Linked DNA regions of Mus musculus: region 1 is linked to region 2. The links are chromatin contacts, found by Hi-C or POLR2A ChIA-PET in ENCODE. All regions are on one chromosome and are shown on one strand. Each heading gives the region's core, a stretch centred on a gene start or an enhancer-like site at or near the end of the contact. The rest is flanking DNA. Distances are from core to core; before and after follow the strand shown. Region 1 holds the start of Tnfrsf1a (tumor necrosis factor receptor superfamily, member 1a). Region 2 holds the start of Ltbr (lymphotoxin B receptor).

Region 1 (5,788 bases), core at 2,051-4,550, 36 kb before region 2:
TGCCTAGATGTCACACCACCGACTTCTTGGTACCAATGCTGCAAACTCTGCAACAGCCCTAAGACTCATCAGTCAGTCCTTCTGGAACCTCTCCACCCTTTACCCCACACCCGGAGCCCTGGTTTTTACAACTGCCTTTCTCCTTCCTACTCCACAGTGGTGTCTCAGGGCTTCACTATGTGGCTCAGGCTGCCACGAACCTTCTGGTTCAAGTGATGTGCCTGCCTCAAACCTTTGCAGGGGCTGAGGCTACCTACATAGTTTCTTATCTACATTCAGGCTTCAACTTGTACCACCTGGGTGTGAATCTTCCTCTGCACCTCCAGGGCCTGGCTTCAAACATCATTTCCATGGATAAATCCTTCCATGAGCACATACATCTGAGAAACTCACTGTTCTTTGGAACACAGTCTGGCCAGACTGCTTGGTGGATAGCAAAGGAGGAAGGGGAGGGAGGAGGGAGGGAGGGAGGGAGGAAGGGAGGGAGAGAGGGAGGGAAAGAGGAAAACAGGCCCCCACCTAGGTCCTTAAGCATGACTCTTTATTTCTTTTTGGTGTTTTTAAGACACAGTCTCAGTCATCCAGGCTGGCCTCCAGCTCCCTATATAGCCAAAACTGGGCCTCGATCTGAGCACTGGCCTCCATCTCCCAAGTTCCAGGATAACAGGCATGCCCCAAGGTGACTGGCTCAAGGTTCTTTTTCACAAACGCCAGAGTGCCCTTCTCTCTCTGTCACATTTCTCAACATGGCCACTCCACCCCGAGCTGAGATGTTCAGCTTCTGTGACTTCAAAGTCCCACCTCTCCATTCCCCCAACCCAGGCGCCCAACTCCTCTGTTCTTCCTCCTCCTGGCTTCTGCACACCAGTTCCAAGTCCTCCTTTCTATGCAACACCCGCCTTGTTCCCATCTGACCAATCTCTTGTTCCTGAATTGATTAAGCCATTAGTCAACGGTCAAGGTTTCTTTTTCAGGGCCTGGATAGGTGCTGGGGATGGGACATAGCTCACAGTTTCAAGAGCTCTCCATGAGCCAAAGATGATAACACACTATGAGCCTTAGGGTCTATGCAGGCAAGCTCAGCCCAGCAGACAGGCAAAGGCCATTAAGCAAGAAGACAGTTGGCATATAGCCCACCCTCCTCCCCCAGTTCTGCCTCTGGGATAGTACATCACCAAGGCCTTGGAACGTCTTTTCCTCCAGAGTATTCTAAAGTCATTTCCACTCCTGTACTGAAACTTTTTAAAAATAGCAAAGTCTTCTTGGCCTTGCCACATCCCTGCCACGGCCATCACTGCCTCATGACCTCAGCACCTCGTCCTACCTGAACACCTCACAGGCACTGTGCTCTGTACTGATAAGGCAGTGGCCAGCCCCATGTAGACTTCAGTAGCCTTCCGTGTGCCTTGTCTTCAGGATCTGCTTCTGTTCACGGTGCCCCCACCCTCACCTGGGCCTCCACAACTGGCTCAGCCTCTCTCCTCTACCTAGCTGGGCCACTGCACTCTGACAGTTATTGTGACATCTACCGTCACAATGAGTAGTGACGTGAGTAGTGACGAGTATCACTGCTAGAGATGAGAAGAGAGAAGCCAAGCTGAGTCCTTTCTGTTTGTGGCATACTTCTTACTCCCCTTTGGGATCATTCACCTAATCTGAATTGGACCTAGCAGGGAAGGAAATGAATAAATATTTAACACAAATCCATCTACTCAATCTTAATAACAACTATGAGGTACTGATCATTGTAGACATTTTGGAAATAAAAGAAACAAAAAGCGGGGGAGTCACATCACATGCCTGCGTTCATGAGGGTAAGGGTGCTGGGCTGAGCCCTAAATCCAGGTGATCTACCCCTAAAGAGAAAAGAATTAAGTGGGTGGGGGAGTTGGAGAACAGCCAGAGGGGCAGCCTTGACAAGTCTCCCAGGAGAGACTGGGAGACAGGACAGGACCAGGAGAAGGGAGGTGACACCCAGGCAGGGTTCTAGGACCACTGCTTTAGAATGGTGTGTAGAGAAAGGGAAGGGAATAGACACAAAGGAGCCACCCCCACCCCCCCACCCCACCCCCGCAAGGAGGCTCTGGAGACTGACCAGAAGAGAATGAGGAGTGAAAGGGGAGGGAGAAAAAGGCAGGTCTCAGGGATAACGCTGGGCCAGGGAGAGGCAGGACCCAGAGAACACTGCGCCGATGGTACAGCCCACCCAGACAGCCAGGGAGCCCCCAGGATCTACACAGAATAATTATGGACACACAGAAATCAAGAGAACATGAACACTAGGCCGAGGCCAGAGAAAAGTACATTTTCCAGTGACGAAAACAAGCTGCTACCAACTTCCCCAATTGGAACTGTGGAATTGGAAACCGTGAGACTGACTTTTGGGTCTGTGGGGAGGGAGCAGGAGGATACATGGCCTAGATAAAGAGGTATTAGCTACTTAAGGAGGGTCACGCCAGGAGGGACCTCTTGTCTGGAAGCAGAAATGGAGGCGGCAGAAGGTCAGAGGCTGTCTCAGGGAGAAGTCTGGGACCGGAAGGCTGCCCAGCTTTGTCCAGTTTCGGGTCCACTCCCAAGCACGCTTTCCCAAACTCGTCCCGCCAAAGCGGTTCTCCTAGCACCCAGTCTTCCAACACCCTGCCCCACGCTGTTCAACCTCGGCCAGAGAAAGAAGGCTTCTCCGTCTAACTCCACTGGCCGAGCAGCTGGCCTGACCACAGCCCAACACGGGCCAGGACCTTGACTGTCAGGGGCCCAGGCTTGCCAGCTTGGCTTGCCAGATTCTCTCCCTCTCAGATTTCTCCCTTCCACATCTCAGGGCAGCCCCAGGTGAGGCACAGCAAACCTGGCGTCAAACTAAAGCACAGAAGCCCCTGCCCCCATCTCTACCCCTAGTACAAGCCCACTCCTGCCCGGCGCCTCGCTAGCAACCCACCCTCCCCTCCAGTCTCCCATCTCACCAGTGACAGCAGCAGGCCAGGCACGGTGGGGAGACCCATGTCCGGCCGGCAGTGGCCTCTCACTCCCCCATTGGGGCTGGGGACAGGGCAGCAATTGACAACGCTCGTGAATGAAGTAAGATGATCGGACCAGGTGGCCCGGGCGATGGCAGCCTGGGCCTCGAGTTCGAGAAGCTGAAAGTCAGAGGCAGATAGAGATCAGGGTACGGTCCTCCAGGACCTCGCACCCAGTAGGCCCGATCATGAGCCAGAGTTCGGAAAACTCGGAGAAAATTTAAGCTGAGGGGAGAGAGAAGGTAGGAGGGGAAGGGAGAGTGGCGGGGGTGGTGTTGCAAGAGCGGGACCGGAAGAGCCTGGGGAGAGGCGAGGGAGGAGGAGGGAGGGAACTAGGAGGAGTGAGGAGAGGGCCAAGGTTCTTTAACGCTTTGTAGCCCGGGTCCCGTAGCTTGGCGCCCCAAACCCACTTAACACCACTTAAGAGCTTGAGAGTCCACAGAATTCCAGTTCGGACTCCTTTGCTTTTGAAGTGGGTGAGCTTAGACCGGTGGACTAACCCCTCTAAGCCTGTTGTCAATTTCACGGAAGGAAGCCAGCCCACCTATCTCACGGGACGGCAGGCGGGAGTTATTAGGGGGAGGGCAATATCTGATGCTCGCCCGCCGAGAACTCCTTTGCTTCGCGCTCTCCCTCCCTCTGAGTTCCCTCTAATCGCACTTTCTTGGACGTTTACCCAGTCAGCCCAAACCGGGAGGGAAATCAAATGTTCTTTTCTACCCTGCCTGGGTCCTGACCCAAGGTCACTCCCACTGACTCTCATCTGTGTCTTCCAGACAAGTCCCTCAGCTGCCCACCATGGCTCGGTCACCAACGGTGGGGCACGGGTGAGGGGGTGTCAGGCAGCACCCTCTCCTAAGCCTTGGTTGTCTCCCCAGTTGTTAATTTGGAGTGAAAAGTGCCTGCCCTGACATAGCAAAGAGAAGCCATGAGAATTCAGGCTTCTGTAAAGGGCTCCCAGGGCCCCCTTTCCAACCTGTGTGAAATAGGGTTTCATTTAGCCCAAGCCGGCTGGCCTCAAACTCACTGTCTAGCTGAGGCTGGCCTTGTACTTCTCATCCTCCCACCTCCTACCTGCTGAGACTACAGGTGTGCACCACCACACCCAGCTCTAGATATCCTGATGCATCCGTTGGGACTGACCTCAAAGATAGTTATACCACAGTCTGTAGCTTTAGGGGTGAGGAAAAAGCCACGGGACTCTGCACACTGGGAGGCTGATCTCGGAGAATCAGGATGCCAGCCGAGCTCCTACTGCAAGGCCCACAGTTCTCTCTGTCCTTTTGAGTAAGACCTTACCTTCTGATAGCATCCCTTACTAGGGATGGCTGCCTCCTGCCATCCCCATTTGGGCAGGTCTTCAGTGCAATGGAACCCTGTAACACCCGGACACTATTCACTCGAGTGCCCTTGAGACTCAATGACCTTCTTTATGCATGCCAGTTCAACCAACCTGCGGTCCTTTAAAAGCAGCTGAGACTTTGAGACTTGGAGGGAAAACCCAGGAATAGGGGCATAGGGCTTGGGGACTTGGAACCAGAGCTCCTGGCCCTTCTCCCTGTGAGCTACCCTGACTTCCAACCTCCAGTATCCTAACCCTGCTGTCTCCTCTCCTCTGTGACCCTGAAGGCAGAGCGGAAGACCAGCTGGAGGTGTCCCTGCTGCTGGAAGCTCACCCCCCTCTATCAGACTGGCCAGTTTTCAATGGGAGCAAGCCAGGAAAAAGAAATGGTGTGTGTGGGTATGTGGTCGGGGGTGGAGGTGGGGCTTCCCCAGCATAGATGAGGCCTTAAGTTTATCCCCAGCACACACACACACACACACACACACACACATACACACACACACACACAAATAGACACAAAACACACTAGCACATTTCTCAAGGCTAGTTTGGTGGTAAGATTCATATTAATATTAGAAGTGTTTGCCACATGTTAAGAATCCTACAATATCAATAATTTGAAAATAATAATTAACAACTCTTCAAGGTCCCATGCTTAATATTACAAGGAACTTTTAATGGTCTATCTGTGCAAACTGCCAAAGCCATTATTACTTAGAAGTTGGAACAAAAGGGGACTTTCCTTCAGGGCTTAGGATAAACGCTGATTTTTCTTAGCACCTTTGAAGCTTTGAGACAACAGGGTACTAGCATGCTCCATAAAACTCGGTTTAAGACCGTAAAAGCAGGTGAATTTGAGGACATGAAAAGCCAGCTAGTTTTACAGAGGAGATATGAGTAAGAGTAAGAGTAGAAAAGGCATCGGCCGGAGAGATGGCTCAGTAGTTAAAAGTACTTGTTGCTCTTGCAAAGGTTCAGGGTTGGGTTCCCAGCACCCACATAGCAGCTTATAATTGTCACTAATTCCAGTTCCAAGGGATCAGACACCCTCTCCTGGCCTCAGGTATGCATGTGGTATACAGAGATGCATGCAGGCAAAGAGCCATACGTATAAAATAAAAATAGTAAATCTTAAAATAAAAAATAACTGAAAAGATGGTGTTTGGTTTCCAGACCTGGGACAAGGGACTGAGGTGCCTTGTGTTGTTTGTTTGTTTGTTTGGTTGGTTGGTTTTTTTGTTTTGTTTTGTTTATTCGAGACATGGTTTCTCTGGCTGTTCTGGAATTCACTCTGTAGACCAGGCTGGCCTCGAACTCAGAAATCTGCCAGTCTTTCCCTCTCAAGTGCTAGAATTAAAGGCGTGAGCCACCACTGCCAGGCCCTGAGATGCATATTTTGCATACAAAAGCAGACCTGGCTTACAGGTTT
Region 2 (5,776 bases), core at 2,025-4,524:
GGGCTGTTAATTTATCAAAATTTCTTACACCTTTCCCCTTTCAGCTTTTATGCTTTCTAGGGTAAAAATGAGTCACACAATTAATCATACCCCTTTACTTTTACACTTAGCACTAACTATGGGGCAGCCTACTGTGGCAAAGAGCATCCTTTTATCATTCTTTATGTAGTATAAATCTAATGAGGTAGACCAGAAAATTTCTCTCTCCCATCCTCATTCTAGCGACCTGTGAAGATGCTTAGGAGTCCCCATTAAGACTTATTCCTTTGCTTAGTTACAGGGCTTGACAAGGTCCTTGCTGCTGGCAATCCCAACCAGGCAATTCCTTACTGTCTGAGCCTGTCTTACACTGCGGGACACAGCAACATCCCTGGCCTCTGCGCTAGGTGACAGTGGGAATTCCAAGCAGTTGCAACCTAAAGTGTCTTTAAGATATTTCCAAGTGTCTTCTGGGGAGCAAGGTTACCAAGATGGAGAGTAACTGGACAAATCTTTGCTCCCACTGAAACTCCAAACACTCATCTGATCTGTCCATTTCTCTCTGTCTACCAGCCCAGCTGGGCTGGCTAACGGAATCAGTTGGCTAAGGGAAATATAAGGAAGAAGACAGGAGTGGTTTAGAGTGATCCACTCACACCAATTCTCTTTGGGAATTACTCATAGGCTGTGGGGAAAAGGGTGTTTCCGCAACCCCTTCGGAGGGAGGCCTGGGAGAAGAGCCCTTCACACCTTCTGGGAGTCTGAGGGCACTCAGTTCTGGTCTGGTATTGCCCAGTGGACATTGATGAAAGTTTCTGGAAGCTGGTAAAAAGTCCAAGTAACAAAGACAATGCTGTGCTCACTAAGAATTTGAAGATTTCTCATCCGGAGTCTCCATCCCCCAGAAGAAGGTTGGAGAGGTATTATAGTAACCATTTTGTATTGTCTGCCCGAAGTCTCCGTAGGCTGCCAGGAGGTGGGTCGGGTCTCCCCACCTTTCTGAGTCCTGTCACAGAACGTGCCCACACTCCTATACTCACTGCATAAATAGACAAATAAACAGGTGAAAAAAGTCAATGAGACCCCACTAATCTACATGTGAAAACTCACAAACTTTAAAATCCACACTAAAGGTAGCCAACACCTTTAATAGCAGAGCTTGGGAGGCAGAGGAAGGCAGATCTCTGAGTTCAAGCCCAGCCCAGACTACAGAGGGAGTTCCAGGTTAGCCAGAGCTACACAGAGAAACCTTGTCTTGGGGGGAGAATGATGTGAAAAAAAAAGACAGGTCACAAGTGAAAGCTAAGTAAGACAACATGGAGGCTCCTAATTCTCTCTCTCTCTCTCTCTCTCTCTCTCTCTTTCTCTCTCTCTGAATAGTACATGTGAATTTTCCCTAATAAAACATTAAAAAAAAAAAAAAGAAATAGTGAAATGTATCTAGGGCCGCTCCCCACCCACCCGTTCCTTTATGCTGTTAAGAGATCCAAGTGAGTCAAGCCCCTGCCCCAACTCCCTGAGCCCAGAAGGAAGAGAAATCAGAGGTCTGCTATTCAGTATCTCTACCACTGCCAGGGAACCTGGGACAATTGAGACAGACAGGTACCAGCAGAGTGGAGCTGCTGGGCCAGCACCCAGGGAGGGGACAGCACAGAGTGACTATCAAGAGCCCAGGCAGCAGTTAAGAGCATCAACTGCTCTTCTGAAGGTCCTGAGTTCAATTCCCAGCAACCACGTGGTGGCTCATAACCACCACTAAGGAGATCTGACTCCCTCTTCTGGAGTGTCTGATGATAGCTACAGTGTACTTACATATAATAATAAATAAATCTTTTTTTTAAAAAAAGTATACACTTAAAAAAAAAAAGCCCAGGCAAGTTCCCCCCCACCCCGCCCCGCTCTGTTCCCCCCTCTCCCCAGGTCTTCTCTAAAACTCAATCCCTTGCCAGCATTTCGAGGCTCCACCGAAAGCCTGTCTGGATATCTGATCCACCATGGAAAAGGTCAGTTCTCAGGTGAGCTATTGCAAGAGAAGGCTTTCCCTCATTCCAAATGAGAGTCCAACCCCACCCCCCACCCCCGAGTCACAAGGGAGGCAGGACAGATGTTGCCATGGGCTGGGATCTGAAAATCAGATCTGGACTGCAGTTAAGTTCTTCCAGAGTGGCTAAGCGGTGTGGACAGCCTTCATTTACACAACGAATATGTACCTGGCCAGTGGCATAAGCCAGATCATGCTAGACTCCGTGAGCCTAGACTAAATAGCCAAACCAGGCCACGGGCCAGCCAATAGCCTAGTAAGGAGCACAGGGCAGACATTAGGGTTCCTTGGGGGCTCCATGGCTGTTTTCTTAATAGAAATTTAGAGGGGTGTGTGTGTGAAGGGGGCTGGGGGGGGGGGTTGGGAATCAGTAGACGTGGGAAAAAGGGGTGTCACATACTTCCAGCAGCTCTGGGCTATTAATGGCAGGAAGAAAAGGCCCACCAGGCTTAACGATCTTGGAACCCTGTGCACCGCTGCCTGGCACCCTGGGCAGGTCTTCTCTAGAAAGTAAGGTACCTACACTGGCTGGGCTCTCAGGTCCCTCGGTTTAAGAGAGTTATAGGCTTATGTGCACACACGCTGGAACTAGGCTACCCAGCCCCAGCCCAGAAGCCCCCACTCACCAGGACCTGGGTTTACACACGCCCACCCTTCCGTGAGAGAGGTCCCAGAGGAGAGGACAGATTCAGGGCCAGCTGAACTCTCTCCAGTGTCTTGTGGTGTGCGCCCTGGTGTGTGGCGTGGGTGGGCTTGTTACTGTGGAAGCTTCTTTTTAAAAAGTCACAGAGTGGAGCAGGCCCTCAGTCTCTGCCAAGTGGGATGCCTGGCCAGACGCTGGCTGCATCTGCTAACCACCTCTGGGTATCCTGGCTGGGTGCACTGTCAATCCCTGGCGCCTCCTCTTTGCAAATCTGACACCCAGCTGTCCACAGCTCTCTGCCTCAACGTCCACGGCAGGTCAACCAAGTCAGCTCTGCCTCGGGCTCTCGGAGGTGGGCCTGACTGATGGCTAGCCACTGTCTCTGCTGCCCCCCTTTCGGCCAGCAAGCGATCCTAATCCGCAATCCCCTCTGAGAGCCAGGCTTCCGAAGAAAGGTGGAGGCCGGGTTCCGGGCCTGCAGCTCTCACGTGCTTTCCCGGCCACCCCCTCCCGCCCTGCGTCGAGGCGGCCAAGCCTGTTCCTCTTCCCCCCCCCCGTCGCGATTGCGACAGGCCGGCCTCTGCTCCCAGGGCTCCCTGCCCCCGCCCCCGGCCGGCTCGCTCCACTCCCACTTCCTGAGCCCGGCGCTGGAGCCCTGGAGGCCAGGCCCGGCCGCTCCCGGCCCCCGGGGGCACGTCGGCCCAGCCGCCAGGCTTGGGAAGTCGTGGCCAACGCTGCTCAGGACGTCCGGGCTTCCCACCTTCCTCCTAGGACTCCACCCGGTCTGGTCAGCCGAGCCGAAAGGCCGCCATGCGCCTGCCCCGGGCCTCCTCTCCCTGCGGCCTGGCCTGGGGGCCACTCCTGCTGGGACTCAGCGGGCTTCTGGTGGCCTCTCAGCCCCAGCTGGTGAGGGAGGGGCTAGGTGGGATGGACCAGGTTTCTCTCTAGCCCTTCTGCCCTCCAGAGCTGACCCTGCCTCATTCTTCTCTTTCTCCGCCTCCTCTGGAAGGTGCCCCCTTATCGCATAGAAAACCAGACTTGCTGGGACCAGGACAAGGAATACTACGAGCCCATGCACGACGTCTGCTGCTCCCGCTGTCCCCCAGGTGAGAACAGTGGCTCCAAGTGGCTTGGGTGGTAGAGGTGAGCCAGAATGAGCCAGCACTGCTAAAACTAGCCAGGAAGGAGAGTCTACGAAGCATTAGCATTGTCCCACGGACACTGAGATTTGAAGAGGTAGCGGCATGTAGCCATGAAGACAGGATGGGGACAAAGAGACCAAGGAGAGGCTCCGAGGCATGCAGCAAGCAGAGGCAGCGGACGCAGAGATGGACTTCTTGTCTCCTGATAACCCTCTTTCCCCATTCGCCTCATAGGCGAGTTTGTCTTTGCGGTATGCAGCCGCAGCCAAGACACGGTTTGCAAGACTTGCCCCCATAATTCCTATAATGAACACTGGAACCATCTCTCCACCTGCCAGCTGTGCCGCCCCTGTGACATTGGTAAGTGGGGACTCATCTGGATCTGCATGATGGGTACGACTGGGAGGGCCAGCTCCTCTCTGACTCTTCCCTCTCCCTGACAGTGCTGGGCTTTGAGGAGGTTGCCCCTTGCACCAGCGATCGGAAAGCCGAGTGCCGCTGTCAGCCGGGGATGTCCTGTGTGTATCTGGACAATGAGTGTGTGCACTGTGAGGAGGAGCGGCTTGTACTCTGCCAGCCTGGCACAGAAGCCGAGGTCACAGGTCAGAGGTCACTGAGGGCAGCCAGTAAAGGGAGGCTGGGCATCAAGGGCAAGGAACGTGATACTGTGCGCATGGTGCTTCTCCCCACTGGTACTGTGAGTGTGGTACCTCTGCCCACTGGGAGAACCATAAAGAATCTATCAGTCCTTGAAAAAGGCTCACAGGAGGGGGTCTGCCAAGACATGAACTGGTATGAGGAGCTTAGAAGGTAGCTCCCTCCTGTCAGCCCTGGGGAAGCTTGGGCAAAACGGCAGGCTGCAAAGCCAAGCTTGGGAAAGGTAGCAACTACAGAGCAGAATGGTTGGCAAAGAGGGGACGTAAAGGAAGGCCACCGAGTCCTCACACTTACCCACTCACCCCCACTGGCCTGCCTTTCTTTTGCCAGATGAAATTATGGATACTGACGTCAACTGTGTCCCCTGTAAGCCGGGACACTTCCAGAACACTTCCTCCCCTCGAGCCCGCTGTCAACCCCATACCAGGTGAGAGGGCCCTTCCCCCACTCACCTCCAGGAAACCCAAGGGTTGTCATCTCCTCCATCCTTGACTTCCGGCCATCCCGACCATGTGTTCCTGGAGCCAGTCACCAAGGGGAGCAGGGAGAAGCTCACAGTCTTGTTTCTCCACAGATGTGAGATCCAGGGCCTGGTGGAGGCAGCTCCAGGTACCTCCTACTCGGATACCATCTGTAAAAATCCCCCAGAGCCAGGTAAGACACCGGGCTGAGGAACACAAGGCAGGGTCGGTCTGGGAAGATGCCTCAGCCCCCCTCATCCACAGAAACAGGGAACAGTGCATCTTTCTTCCCAGGGTTAGACAAAGTCAGAAACATTTCTTCTGAAGAAATCAGAAGGAGGTAGCGTGTAGTTCCATGGTTAGAACGCTTGCTTGGGATACATAAGACCCTGAGTTTGGACCAAAAGAAAAAAAACGAAAACTTGGAAAGGCAGGTGTGGTGGTGCACCCTTGTAATCCCCAGCGCTTGAAAGGCTGCGGCAGAAGAATCAAGAGTTTGAGGCTAGCCTTGGCTACAGAGTGAGCCTGTCTCCATAGAGGGCCTGGAGATTAGAACATCCCTAGACTCTTTTCTTACACTTTCAAAATTATACATATTATGCCAGGAAACATTCCTGTGCTGTGACGTAATTCTAACCGGCTTCATCACTATGCTTGGATGCGATTCCGTCATAGCCTTCCTTCACTAATTGAATACCTCGTTGTTCACTTACACACATCTGTTGGAGACATGCTCCCCCACTGGGCTCTTTCTAGGTTTTCTTGTTTCTTGGTTTCTGTCTTCGAGGAAACCCACTAGTTTCCCAGCCTGGTGGTTGACTATAAGTTCTTCTGATGACTCTAATCGCTACTA

What was found. Hi-C counts contacts between places; a loop is a spot of excess contacts on that map. ChIA-PET counts read pairs that join two places held with the same protein, here RNA polymerase II (POLR2A).
Region 1: a map of left cerebral cortex shows a loop between it and region 2 (5-fold over the local background). The contact joins the promoter of Tnfrsf1a here to the promoter of Ltbr in region 2. A Hi-C loop is called at or near these places in 8 of 37 maps with a recorded cell type or tissue (adrenal gland, gastrocnemius, heart and 1 more). POLR2A ChIA-PET finds 5 or more read pairs at or near these places in 4 of 5 experiments (Patski and embryonic stem cell).

The regions. Positions count from the first base shown.
Region 1 is chr6:125,347,235-125,353,022 of GRCm38, reverse strand. It overlaps Tnfrsf1a (tumor necrosis factor receptor superfamily, member 1a), which reads right to left and starts at 3,300. Exons shown (of 10, transcript NM_011609.4): 1 at 2,961-3,300. The coding sequence starts at 2,999.
Region 2 is chr6:125,311,383-125,317,158 of GRCm38, reverse strand. Ltbr (lymphotoxin B receptor) reads left to right here and starts at 3,274. Exons shown (of 10, transcript NM_010736.4): 1 at 3,274-3,569; 2 at 3,673-3,769; 3 at 4,040-4,165; 4 at 4,249-4,407; 5 at 4,793-4,889; 6 at 5,037-5,116. The coding sequence starts at 3,474. It also overlaps a transcript of Scnn1a not described here.